Linked DNA regions of Homo sapiens: region 1 is linked to region 2. Evidence: read pairs that join two places in POLR2A ChIA-PET (ENCODE). Cell type or tissue: MCF 10A. All regions are shown on one strand. Links, peaks and the distances in the headings refer to the core of each region. The heading gives the core; the rest is flanking DNA. Region 1 overlaps LUC7L3 (LUC7 like 3 pre-mRNA splicing factor). Region 2 overlaps ABCC3 (ATP binding cassette subfamily C member 3).

Evidence for each region. ChIA-PET counts read pairs that join two places held together with the same protein. Peaks named below come from ENCODE experiments on the same cell type or tissue, not always from the same donor. Only the 100,000 strongest peaks of a DNase experiment are listed, where the experiment ranks them.
Region 1: POLR2A ChIA-PET joins it to region 2 with 5 read pairs; 3 of 35 experiments call an interaction of 5 or more read pairs at or near these places.

What each region holds. Positions count from the first base shown.
Region 1 is chr17:50,738,916-50,745,877 of GRCh38, reverse strand. It overlaps LUC7L3 (LUC7 like 3 pre-mRNA splicing factor), which reads right to left. Exons shown (of 10, transcript NM_016424.5): 3 at 5,533-5,572; 4 at 4,632-4,776; 5 at 4,147-4,221; 6 at 2,068-2,172; 7 at 1,065-1,226; 8 at 1-158. Among named protein-coding and RNA genes, the nearest start is that of LUC7L3, 23 kb to the right of the region's middle. In MCF 10A, for the core only: no CTCF peak of the experiment used is centred there; no DNase peak of the experiment used is centred there.
Region 2 is chr17:50,636,422-50,642,061 of GRCh38, reverse strand. The region is part of intron 1 of ABCC3 (ATP binding cassette subfamily C member 3); the gene reads right to left. Among named protein-coding and RNA genes, the nearest start is that of ABCC3, 4.4 kb to the right of the region's middle. RefSeq lists enhancers at 1,040-1,334, 1,012-1,782, 2,232-3,431. In MCF 10A, for the core only: no CTCF peak of the experiment used is centred there; DNase peaks (open chromatin) are centred at 2,611 and 2,961.

The DNA of each region.
Region 1 (6,962 bases), core at 75-5,074, 100 kb before region 2:
GCCCTTTCTTTTTCTCTTTCTTCCTCTTCCCTTCGTCTTTTCCTTTCTCTTTCTTCCCTTTCTCTCTCCCGTTCTTTTTCTCTTTCTTCTCTTTCTTGCTTCTCCTTTTTTAGACGCTCATCACGATCAGGTTCTTCGGTTCTTTTCCTTAACTTTTCCTAGAAAAATCAAGTTGGATTCTTATGCAAATGTAACTTTAAAGCATTGTTAAACAATGGTCAACTAATGTGAAGTTATCTGTAGACCAACTTATGGAATTGATGCCCTTAAGGGAAATGTAGACATTCCAACACCATGTATATACACAAGGTATCATTATTTGTCTAATCCTCAGGAATATTCTTCCCAAATTTCTGGCACTCAAGAGTTAAGAAAATCAAGTGCTTTCATAGTTCAATAAATAGCAAAATTTCACAGAACTCACAATGCTTCAAAAATAATTACACATAGGAAAATATCAATGAGAGGGTCATATCTCCATTTAAGCCATATTAGAATATAGTTATTTTTATCTATAGCTACTGATAGCTAAAAGCTGTAGCTATAGCTAAAATAGATTTTTTTAATAGCTAAAATGTATCTTTAGAAGAAATTTACGCTGGCCGAGCGCAGTGGCTCAGCACTTTGGGAGGCTGAGGAGGACGGATCACCTGAGGCAGGAGTTCAAGACCAGCCTGGCCAACAGGAAAAAACCCCGTCTCTATTAAAAAAAATACAAAAATCAGCCGGGCGTGGTAGTGTGTGCCTGTAATCCCAGCTACTCAGGAAGCTGAGGCATGAGAATTGCTTGAACCCCAGAGGTGGAGGTTGCGGTGAGCCGAGATCACGCCACTGTACTTCAGCCTGGGTAACAAAGCGAGACTGTCTCAAAAATAAACAAACAAACAAACAAACAAAAATTAGCCAGGCCTGGTGGCACATGCCTGTACTCCCAGCTACTCAGGAGGCTGAGGCATGAGAATTGCTTAAACCTGGGAGGTGGAGGTGGCAGTGAGCTGAGATCGCGTCACTGCACTCTAGGTGACAGAGCAAGAATCTGCCTCAAAACAAACAAAAAAACTTACTTTTAATTCTTCTACAGTAGCTTTAATTTTGGCATAGCCCATGTGTTGTTTTCCCATCAAATGGTCATCTACCCGGGACTGGGCATCTCCTACTATTAAAAAGGCTCCACATACTTCACAAACTTCCATTTGTTTTTCTTGTGCAGCAAAGCTTTCAATTGTCTAAAATGATAAATCAGTTATTTTAAGAACATCTGAGGAAGAGAAACAAATCCCAGGAAAGTACTCAACATTTAGAAAAGATTTCTAATGTGTGTGAATTGCTCTTTTCCATTTCCCCAAATCAGTAATATTGGACTACAAGTGGTCAACTTTTAGAGAGGGATGTTTAAGGTAACAGCAACTAACTTACTGAATCATCCAGAAGAAATGTTGAGACCCACTGTTCAATGTTCAACACCCACATTACCTTACAAAATTTAAATCACCTTTCAGAAAGCCACCTATTTTAGTATGAATACATTCCTTGCTTAGGTTCAAGGAATAATGTCCATATACAAAACTAATTAAGGAACTAAGCACATTGACTATAATCTGAACATATCCTATTCAATATGGAGGAACCAATGACCAATTACATTCTGCAATCAATAGTATCTGAAACAAGTATATTCTATTCTCCAATTAAAAGAATTAGATATTTAAGGGTGTATTAATTTTTAACAAAGATGTAAGTATGTACTGAGTAATTTATTACAACAAAAATGAAAATAAAACCAGGCTCATATGAAAATTTATGGTTTAAGGCAGTGATTGGCAAGCCAGAGAGGCCTTTTGCTAACATTTTATTGGGATACAACCACACCCATTTGTTTCTTGTACTATATAAAGTTGCTTGCATACTGCACAAAGGCAGAGCTTAGTAGATGCCACAGACCTTGTGGGCTACAAATTGTGCTGACTCTAAGTTTGGAACATCAGTTTTCAAAGGTTCTCAAATAAAAATGAGTTCCTACTAACTGTTAACAGACAGATGAGATAATGTGAAATAAGGTTTACTCACCGACGTTGTGGACCTTAGCAGTTCTCTCTCTTCTTTTAATTGCTCAACTAATTTCATCATCCCCTGGGCTTCTTCTACTTTTCCTTCAGACCCTAATTCTTCAATCTTAGAAGAGTAGGGGAAAAAAACAGTTAAGATTTCTTTCAAACCCAACTATTGTCTTTTTTCCCCATGGTTCATTAGTGGTTGTTTTCCATCTTTTTTGTTTGGTTTCATTTACAAAAGCCTCTTTGGGTTTAATTTATCCTGGATTTTTTTTATACTTCAATAAAGTATAACTGATGTGTTAAGAAAAATGCACTTTCGGCCAGACGCGATGGCTCATGCCTGTAATCCAAGCACTTTGGGAGGCCAAGGTGGGCAGATCACCTGAGGTCAGGAATTCAAGACCAGCCTGGCCAACATGGTGAAACCCCATCTCTACTAAAAATATAAAAAAAAAAAATTAGCCAGGCATGGTGGTGGGCACCTGTAATCCCAGCTACTGGGGAGACTGAGGCAGAAGAATTGCTTGAACCCAGGAGGAGGAGGCTGCAGTGAGCCAAGATCGTGCCACTGCACTCCAGCCTGGATGATGACGTGAGACTCTGTTTTTTTTTTTAAAAAAAAGGAAAGACAGCGTCTCACTATGTTGCCCAGGCTGGTTTTGAACTGCTGGGCTCAAGCAATCCTCCCAAAGTGCTGGGATTACAGGTGTGAGCCACCTACTCTTTTCAGTACCTCCTCCAGCCTGAATCCTAAACACAATCCCCAGGCAACCACAGATCTGCTTTCTGTCACTGTAGGTTAATATGCATTTTCTAAAATTTTATATAGAGTCATAGAGTCTATATTCCTTTTTTGTCCGGCTTCTTTCACTCAGCCTAATTATTTTAAGATCCACCCATATTGTCTCATGTAGCTAATTCCCTTTTATTACTGACAGGCATTCCACCATATAGATACATCATGATTTAATTATCCACTCACCTGCTGATGGGTATTTTAATTGATTCCAGTCTGGGTTTTATTTTTTTTGTGCCATTATGAATATAGCACTCATGAACACTGGAGTGTAAATCTTTGTGTAGACATATGTTTTCATTTCTCTTGGATAAATATTTGGGAGTAGAATGGCATATGGTACATTTTTAACTTTTTAAGAGACTCCAGGGCCAGGCACAGTGGCTTACACCTGTAATCTCAACACTTTGGGAAGCCAAGGTGGGCGGATTACTTGAGGTCAGGAATTTGAGACCAGCTTGGCCAGCACGGTGAAACCCCATCTCTATTAAAAATACAACAATCAGCCGGGGATGGTGGCGCACACCTGTAATCCCAGCTACTCGGGAGGCTGAGGCAGGAGAATCATTTGAACCTGGGAGGCAGAGGTTGCAGTGAGCTGAGATCGCACCACTGCACTCCAGCATGGGTGACAAAGCAAGACTGTCAAAAAAACAGTAACAACGACAACAAAACAGACTCCAATATCATCTACAGGAATATGAAAGAAAAAAATGAGACTATTTTTTCCAAAGTGGTTGTGCAATATTATACCCCAGTTCCAGCTGGCTCACATCCTTGCCAATAGCTGGTATGATCAGTTTAATTTTAGCTATTCTCATAGGTGTCAAATAGGTATTTGATTGCAGTTTTAATCTGTATTTCCCTAACGACTAATAGTGTTGAGCGTCTTTTCATATTTGCTGTCCTTTCAGATACATATATATGTACATGTACACACACACACACACACAAGACGAGGTCTCACTCTGTTGCCCAAGCTGGAGTGCAGTGGCACAGACACGTCTAACTACAGCCTCGCCCTTGTAGGCTTAAGCAATTCTCCTAACTCAGCCTCGTGTGTAGCTGGGACCACAGGTACACGCCATTGCACCTGGCTAATTTTTGTAAAGACTGGGTCTCACTTTGTTGCCCAGACTGGTCTCAAATTCTCCGGCTCAAGCAATCCTCCCGCCTCGGCCTCCCAAAGTGCTGGGATTATACACATGAGTTACCATGCCTGGCCCATCCTTGTATTTTTGCTGGTTACATGTCTGTTTCACATTACTTCCTGACATTAATGCACACAATTCTCACCTGTTGCAGAAGTACATCAATTTTGTCTGTTAGAACCTGAATTTTTTCTTCATTTTTGCCTGTTGGGCCAGCGGCCTATTGAAGACAATAAAACGTATTACCAACAAGTTGAAAACAAAGATAAACATGCAAACTTGCACATACCATACATAATATTTCTATTTAATAATTAAAATGCTTAATTGAAAGGATAGTAATTCAATTATCTTCAACTTCTGTTGGTCAATCACATATTGTCAGTTACTACTATTTAAGGGAAAAATCTTGGCCTCAAGAAAAATAAAAACAAAGAAAAATCTTATGGTTAGCAAAATCAGTGTTATGTTTGCTAATAAAGACTGGAAAAAAAATGAATGCCCTATAAGTTTCATATCATTTTAAAGAACAAAGTAATGAACAGAAGACAAGTTTCAAAAATATTAGGGAGGTCTCTGAATCTCCAGAAAACAAGGACCGTTTACAAAGACTGAATTGACTTCACTTACCCCAGAAGACTGCTGGTTTTGAGATAATGCCAAACGAGCATGGCCTCGTCTGATCCTACGTTCTACTTCTGCAAGTAAGCTCTGTAAGTATCGCAAAAAATCTCTCTCATAGCCAACTTTCATGAAACGAGAGCTCTTCTCATACCTGGTAACATGAAAATAAACAAGTACTCATTTCCAAATCTTCAGCCATTACAACTCAAATATTCTATCTTAACTAGCCTCAACGACTATTCCATTTAGGCTGCAGGGTAAACCAGGTGTATTTGAAGTGACTTTCTGATTGCCCCTCATCATAGAGCTTTACACAGGGGTTTAACCACTAGCTTTACCACTGTACTGGATCTATGACCCTGGACCTAGGACAAGTCTCATGGATAAAATCGGGGCTGGGCATGGTGGCTCACGCCTGTAATCCCAGCACTTTGGGAGGCCGAGGTGGGTGGATCACTTGAGGTCAGCAGTTTGAGACCAGCCTGGCCAACATGGTGAAACCCTGTCTCTACTAAAAATACAAAATATTAGTCAGGCATGGTGGTGGGCACCTGTAATCCCAACTACTCGGGAGTTTGAGGCAGGAGAATCCCTTGAACCTGGGAGGCGGAGGTTGCAGTAAGCTGAGATCATGCCACTGCACTCCAGCCTGAGCGACACAGTGAGGCTCATTTAAAAAAAACAGCAAATGGGCTACAGAAAAAAAAAGTCTGACATACAGGGTGCACTCATGTGGTAGCTATCAGTATCATTACTGAAGCTATAGAACTTTCTTACTATCCCCAGCCACTGACTGGACTTCTCTCAGACACTCATTTTACATTTAATTGCAATTATTCCTCAACCCTTGTCCCACTTAAACCAACTAATAACTGGGGGGGTGGAAATGACAAGCAAAATAACTTACTGTTTTCGTAGATTTTCATCATGAATTTTTTCACACGGACCTGGGGGAAAAAATATAATTGTATAAATTATCTGTGATTATTAGCAACCTTTTCTTGCCAAAAAAAAAGAGTTATTTTTCTTTTTAAAAAGAAAAAGGATTCACTTTATCACTGAGTAGTTTGTAGACATCTAAACTGATCCTACTAAATCATGAAGCATCATAACCAAATAGGATATAAAATTGATCTGCTCAGTCTTCAAAGTCAATATAATGGACAGCAACCATATATGGTTAAAAGAGAAGTAAAGGAGGGAGGGAGAAAAGGAGGGAAGGTGAAAGGAAACTGTTCCTTATTGCCACTAAAGAAAACTGATGGGGACAGACCACTGAACTGAACCATTGCCGACTTTATTATTTTCAAATCTGTATATAAAGTCAAATAGCACTAGACTAGTACCTAACCCCTACTTCTTCCCACCTCTAAAAAGCAATTATCTTAACTCTTCTCTATTTCTTCCCGAATTTACCTCCACCTTTTAAAATTCTATGCTTATTTTGCTATTTATCAATCCTAGACATCAAAATTTTTGGATAAATAAACACTTGGTGCTTATATTATGCAAGTACTATTCACTGTCAGGCCAAACAAAGGCTCATTATGAGACACTTCTGATGTTTTCTGTTGTTGTTGTTGTTGTTTTGTTTTTTTTGAGATAGAGTCTTGCTCTGTCGCCCAGGCCGGAGTGCAGCGGCGCAATTTTGGCTCACCGCAACTTCTGCCCACCAGGTTCAAGGGATTCTCCTGCCTCAACCTTCCAAGGAGCTAGGATTACAGGCACCCACCACCATGCCTGCGTAATTTTTTTGTATTTTTAGTAGAGACAGGATTTCACCCTGTTGGGCAAGCTGTTCTTGAACTCCTCACCTCGAGTGATCTGCCCTCCTTTGCCTCCAAAAGTGCTGGGATTACAGGTGTGAGCCTAGTTTTTTCTCTATATTTTCAAATTCTTCTCAAACACTTCAAACTCAGCTATAGAAACTATCTCAATACTAATTTCACATATGACTCAAAATATATCACATCATCAGTTTCATTTTCTTCCATGGGCCTTCTGCCTTACTTCAATCTGGGATACTTATTTTCTAAGCTCACTATAGAATTATTGTCCTGATGAATTCCTTTTCTGCTCTGTAGTAGATGAGAATTACTGGATCTCTTGTTTTTTCTTTCCTCTTTCTCGGTTTATGGACATGTTTTGGTGGAGTTTCCTGAGAAAAGGCCCGTGGGAGATAAATCAGTTGAGACCCTGTATATCTGAAAATGTCTTTTTCCCCCTCCGGCAGACACATTTTCACTCAGCACCCTGAGGATGTTTCTCCAATGTCTTCAACTTCCCCCGTTGTTACTGACCAGTCTTAGGCCATTCTGATTCATAATTCTGTGACCT
Region 2 (5,640 bases), core at 1-5,000:
CTACCTTCAAATTACAGGTTGAACGGCATGACAGTGCCACATTCAACTGTTCTTTTTTTTTTTTTTTCCCCACTGTAATCTTGACCTCTTGGGCTCAAGCGATCCTCCTGCCTCAGCCTCCTGAGTAGCTGGGACTACAGGCATGTGCCACCACGCCCAGCTAATTTTTTAATTTTTTTGTAGAGATGGGGTCCCACTATGTGGCCCAGACTGGTCTCGAACTTCTGGGCTCAAGTGATCCTCCTGCTTCGGCCTCCCAAAGTGCTGGGATTACAGGCATGAGCCACTGCACCTGGCCTTTATGATTCTTGTTTTACTGCCTCTTCCCACTAGAGTATATGCTCCACGAAGACAGATTCTTTAGCTCTGTATTCTGCAGTTGATGGTATTTCCTGTTGCTTAGAGCAGGGCCTGGCACAGAGAAGGTACTCAATAACCATCTATTGAACAAAAGAATGAATAAACAAATGAATAGATAAATGGAGGGTGCCAACTCCAGCCGCAGCCTCTGCAGCTTCATGCCCAGGAACACAGTGTTCTCTCCCTGGTACCAAGGCCACAGTTCTTGGCACCCAGAAGGGTCTCCAACTCAGTTATGTGTAAAATGAAGGTGAGGACAGGGCCAGTGAAGGTTATTCCCTGGACCCTGTAACACTCCCTGAATCCCTGCAGGGCAGGATGACGATCCCTACTCAAGGCTCTCCTCTCATTCCCGCTCTGAAGAGCACTGCTGGGAGGTGAGAGCTGAGCCCACAGCCCCCTCCCCCACCATCACCCACACAGTTTCCACAGCAACAACAGCTTCCTTAATAATGCGATTAAACAGCTGGATGGGGCTGATAAGGGGTAAGGTCCCACATCCAGAATGGACCACGTGGCAGAGGCCCCCTCATGGCAGACTTCATGGTCACTGAAGCTGAAATCACTGCAGACTCATACAGGCGATGGGGGCGGGGGGTGAGGACCCCGGAGCCCTCTGCCCCAGCTTTGCCAGGGACTTCCCAAGCCCTGGGGGCCCCAGGCCTGTTGACAGTCTCTGTCATGAGAAGAGTCATTACTTCCCTATTCCTGTGTGGTACTGGAGAAGGAAGCCACCACTGCAGGGCAGCTCCTGAAGTCCCAGATAGGGAAGGGATGAACAGACAAGACCATTGACTCAGCAGCAATGAAGGCGTGGAGAGAGCAAGGACACGTGCTGATCCCCACTCACCCTCCCTCAGCCTTTGGAAGGCCTGGGGGCAGGGGTCAAAAACTGGCTGTGCTGTAATCCCAGCACTTTGGGAGGCCGAGGAGGGTGGGTCCCCTGAGGTCAGGAGTCTGCGACCAGCCTGGCCAACATGACGAAACGCTGTCTCTACTAAAAATATTTAAAAAAATTATCTAGGCATGGTGGCGCATGCCTGTAATCCCAGCTACTCAGGAGGCTGAGGCAGGATAATTGTTTGAACCTGGGAGGCGGAGGTTGCAGTGAGCTGAGATCACGCCACTGCACTCCAGCCAGGGTGGCAGAGCGAGACTCCTTCTCAAAAACACAACACAACACAACAAACAAACAAACAAAAACTGGTTGTGCTGCGCCTGCTGGCCCCTTGCAGGGATGGCTCACGGGCTCAACTGGCCAATGTGCTTCTGGAAGGGGCTTTGGTTCACTGAGCTCCTGCTGTGGGCCAGGATGATCATTTCACGCTCATGACAGCTGACACCCAGGGCTGATGCTGGGATTAGACCCAGAGAGTTTTGTTCCAGGGCCCAGCTCCTTCCCACAGGATTAGTGTTTCCTGTACACCTGGTAGGACTCCGGCATGATGTCCCACCCTGGGGATAGAGCACTTGCACCCAGATCACCTTTCAGCCATGCAGCCCATTCTCATATCACCTGCTTTTTGCAATTATTCTCACAGAGCTGAGGGAGCAGAGCGGCTAACACCTGGGTAGTGGCCTAGCTGGGGTTCTGGGAGCCCCTGACTAGAAACCTGAATATCCAGTTAGGAGAAATCTGGCTGAATGCGGTGGCTCACGCCTGTAATCCCAGCACTTTAGGAGGCTGAGGTGGGCAGATGACTTGAGGTCAGGAATTTGAGACCAGCCTGGCCATCATGGTGAAACCCCGTCTCTACTAAAAATACAAAAATTAGCCGGGCATGGTGGTGTGCACCTGTAATCCCAGCTACTTGGGAGGCTGAGGCAGGAGGATTGCTTGAACCTGGGAGGTGGAGGTTGCAGTGAGTTGAGATTGTGCTACTGCACTTCAGCCTGGGCGACAGAGCAAGACTCTGTCACAAAAAAAAAAAAAAGGAGAAATCCAAAATCCAAGCCTAGAGTTAGGCTCTCATTCACTATCCCACCCTGCCCCCTGCCAGCCCCAACCACTGCACCGCAGTACCAGAAACAGAAACAACTTCAGTTCGGGAAGGGGAGGGGCCCAGCCACCCCAGCAATGGCATACCAGGTCTCATTTCACCCCCAACTCCCCAGGGATCCTGCCCCAATGGAGAGGACTGAATACAGTCCGGGTGCTCTGGCCCTACTCCGGGGTGGCTCAGCTGGTCATCCCTGCCAAGTCCTTCCTCCCTGGAAGCCTGCCCAGTGTTTCAAGACCATTTCCCTGTCTGGGGACTACAGGCGGGCTTGGCAAAGCTCCCTCCTGAATGCCACTTCCCTGACTCACTTCCTTCCCCGTATCTCTCTGGCCCTCAGGGACCTAAGGCCCAGGTGAAGTGGGGGAACAGCAGGATTGAGGAGAAGCCAGCCTGAGGCCACAAGCAATGAAATGCCGTAGCCAGAAGCCAAGAGCTCAGAGGTCAAAGCCATCCAGCACTGGGTTTGCTTGCAGCAGCTGAGATGGAGGAAAGGAGCCCCGGGAGCTCTGGCCTTGCAGGGAGGACTGGGTTCCTGAGGGGAGGGTGAGCTATGGTGTCTGCTAAGCGGAGGAGTGTCTACCTCCCACTCAGCTTCCCCATGGATGTGCAGGACACTGTCTTCATTTGTGAGTCAAAATACATTGGCATAGGAGCCTTGCCCATTACTCATACATTTTTGTGGCTGCCTACTAAGAAGGCAGAGGAGACCCTGATACCCAGGAGCTCTAAGCTTTGAAGGGCCCTAATCATGCATAGCCTTCGCCCCCAAGCCCAAGGCTCATCCTTCCAAAATTGGGCAACTCCAGACCTGAAGCAGGCCCCAGAGCCCACCTCAGCCCTGCTGGAGCCCAGAGAAGGTGAGTCATTTGCCCAAAGTCACACAGCTGGTGAATAGCAGAATTGGGGCTAGCTAAAACAGAGCAGGAGACACAGGGAGCTGAGCCTCCAAGGGACCAGGGATCTGCCCCTCCCTAGGATGGGTAAACAGCTAAGGGAACAATGAGGTCACCTTTCCCATGTGGGCCTAACCAAGGGGAGACCCAGAGGCCTCTACCAAGAGCTGCTTCTAGGCAAATTCCGTATGTAGAGCAGGGAGAGAGCCAGGGAAGGAGGAGTCCAGAAATCTCAGAGGAGGAACTAATGAATCCCCACTGGCCGCATCTTCCCTCTACCCAGTCACAGAATCTCAGGACCCCACCTTCTTTCCTGGCTTGAATCCTCTCTCCAGCATCTCCGCCAAGCAGTCACTAACCATGTCCTTACATACCCCCCAGTGACAGGGAGCTCACTACTTCTCAGGCGGTCCTTGCCATCTTTGGATGGCTTTCATGGTCAGGATCTTCAGATTTCTAAGCTTCCTGGGGCTGTCAGATCAAGGCTAATTCTGCCAACAGGTGTTTATCTGGCGGGGGGTAAATACCTCCAGGCCCTTCCTCCACATACTCCCTTCACCACCCAGGTGCTCCCAACCTCTGTGGTTCAGAACAGAGAGGAATCCTGCAGGCAGAGGATCCCACCTCCTCCCTTGTTCTGAGGCACCTCTGGCCTCCTGAGTAGTGAGGTGGTTTAATTACACAGTTCACTCTTTTGGAATTTATTTCCACAAAAACTCCCAAGGCACATTCAGGGAAGTTGGTAACCTGCTTCAAAGTCGATATGGGTGAGAGAGAGAAGGATTCACACAAATCATTCACCTGGCAGGTGGTGTGTGAGTACACAGATGTGTGTACACATGTCCCAAGGGGCATGGTCCTCTCCAGTCTCCTACCCTCAGACTGAGCCAGGAACAGCTCCCAGCTCCCCAGCAAACAGCTGAAATGGGAGCCACTGGCCCGACAGCCCTACCAGCTCTTTCCCTGCAGGTCTTCCCACGTCTGACATTTTCTTCTAACCCCATTTTTCTTTCTCCTCCCTCTTCCGGGGAATGTCAGAACTTGCCACCCATAGAAAACTTCTTAGTTCTTAAAATCATTCCACATTCCCTGTCTCATTTGATCAGAAAAATCTTGTGAGGTGGGTAGGGGTTGGGTTATTTCCCATTCCACTGGTGGAGAAACTGAAGCTATAAGGATGAGCTACTGAGCATCTTGGTAGATTAAATGAGCGGCCCAGAGGGGCCTGAACACCCCACCCCCTCCTTGCATTTTCACTCCTAGTTCAGGTACTTCCGGGCTGCCCTGAACCACTTCCCACAAAGTGGGTCACCCACAGGCCCCTAAGGTAAAGGTTCAGGGGGAGTTGTGCCTTAATAATACACCATGCAAATGAGATGCAACACAGCACATCACAAATGAACAGCCCAGAACTCCAGGCCTTTTTTGTAATTAGGCTGTGGCAGAGGATCCAGCTTCCAGTGTAGACTCTCTCTCCTTTCAGCTGTACAAACCCTGTCATTCCCTCAGAGGATGAGCTGGGAGCCTCCTTTCTCTCTCCACGCTCCTTCCCCAGTCACCAGCCACACTGGGTGCAGCCTGGAACAGCTTTCAGGAGCCAGAAGAGAATGTGAAAGATGTTTAGAGATTGGGGTGGGAAGGGGGGTGGTCAGTTTGCCATTTAAGGTATCCAAGCAGAGATCTCACGAGGGCTTCATAATGTAGATGAGCTGACTCCCACTGAGCCTGCATCCTCAGAGGAGGTGTGTATAGCTCACGAGCATCAAGGAGAAGTGCGCGGGCCAGAGGGCCCAGAGGCTCAAAGGCTCACAGCCAGGCAATGGCAACCCTGTAACCACAGCCCCGGGGTCCGGTTTCCCAGCCCAGCACTCTGTCTTTGATTGTCCTGTGACCTTCACTCCCTTGGCCTCAGTTTCCCCAGCTCTACACTGAGGGGTTGGACTCGCTGCTTCAAACTCCCAAGCTCCCACTTTCTTGGATTCCACAATCCCATGTTAAGGTAGAGCCAGAGGATGTCTGAACATGGGACAAAAAGGGAGTCCTGAATTTCCCAACTCTGGGGTCCAGGAGACCTGTCTCTGTAGAGTCCTAAGCTCTCAGGGTTCAGGAGGCTACCCAGGAACAATGAGCCCTTGTGCCTGAAGCTTGGGCACAACTACCCTCTTGATTTTCTGTTTGGCATCCCAGGCACCACAAACCTGCCACGGTCATACCAGCCTGGCCCAAAGGGCAGTGAAAGGAAGTGTGCTCATGAGGCAAAGGCACAACCTCTGGACCCTGGTGGCAAGTGGCCTGTCCATGCTGAATAATACATGAAGTTCCTGTGGGACTGGGAAAGAAGGGCAGTGGCAGAGAAGTTGCACCATCTCGGATTAACCTTTGGGTCA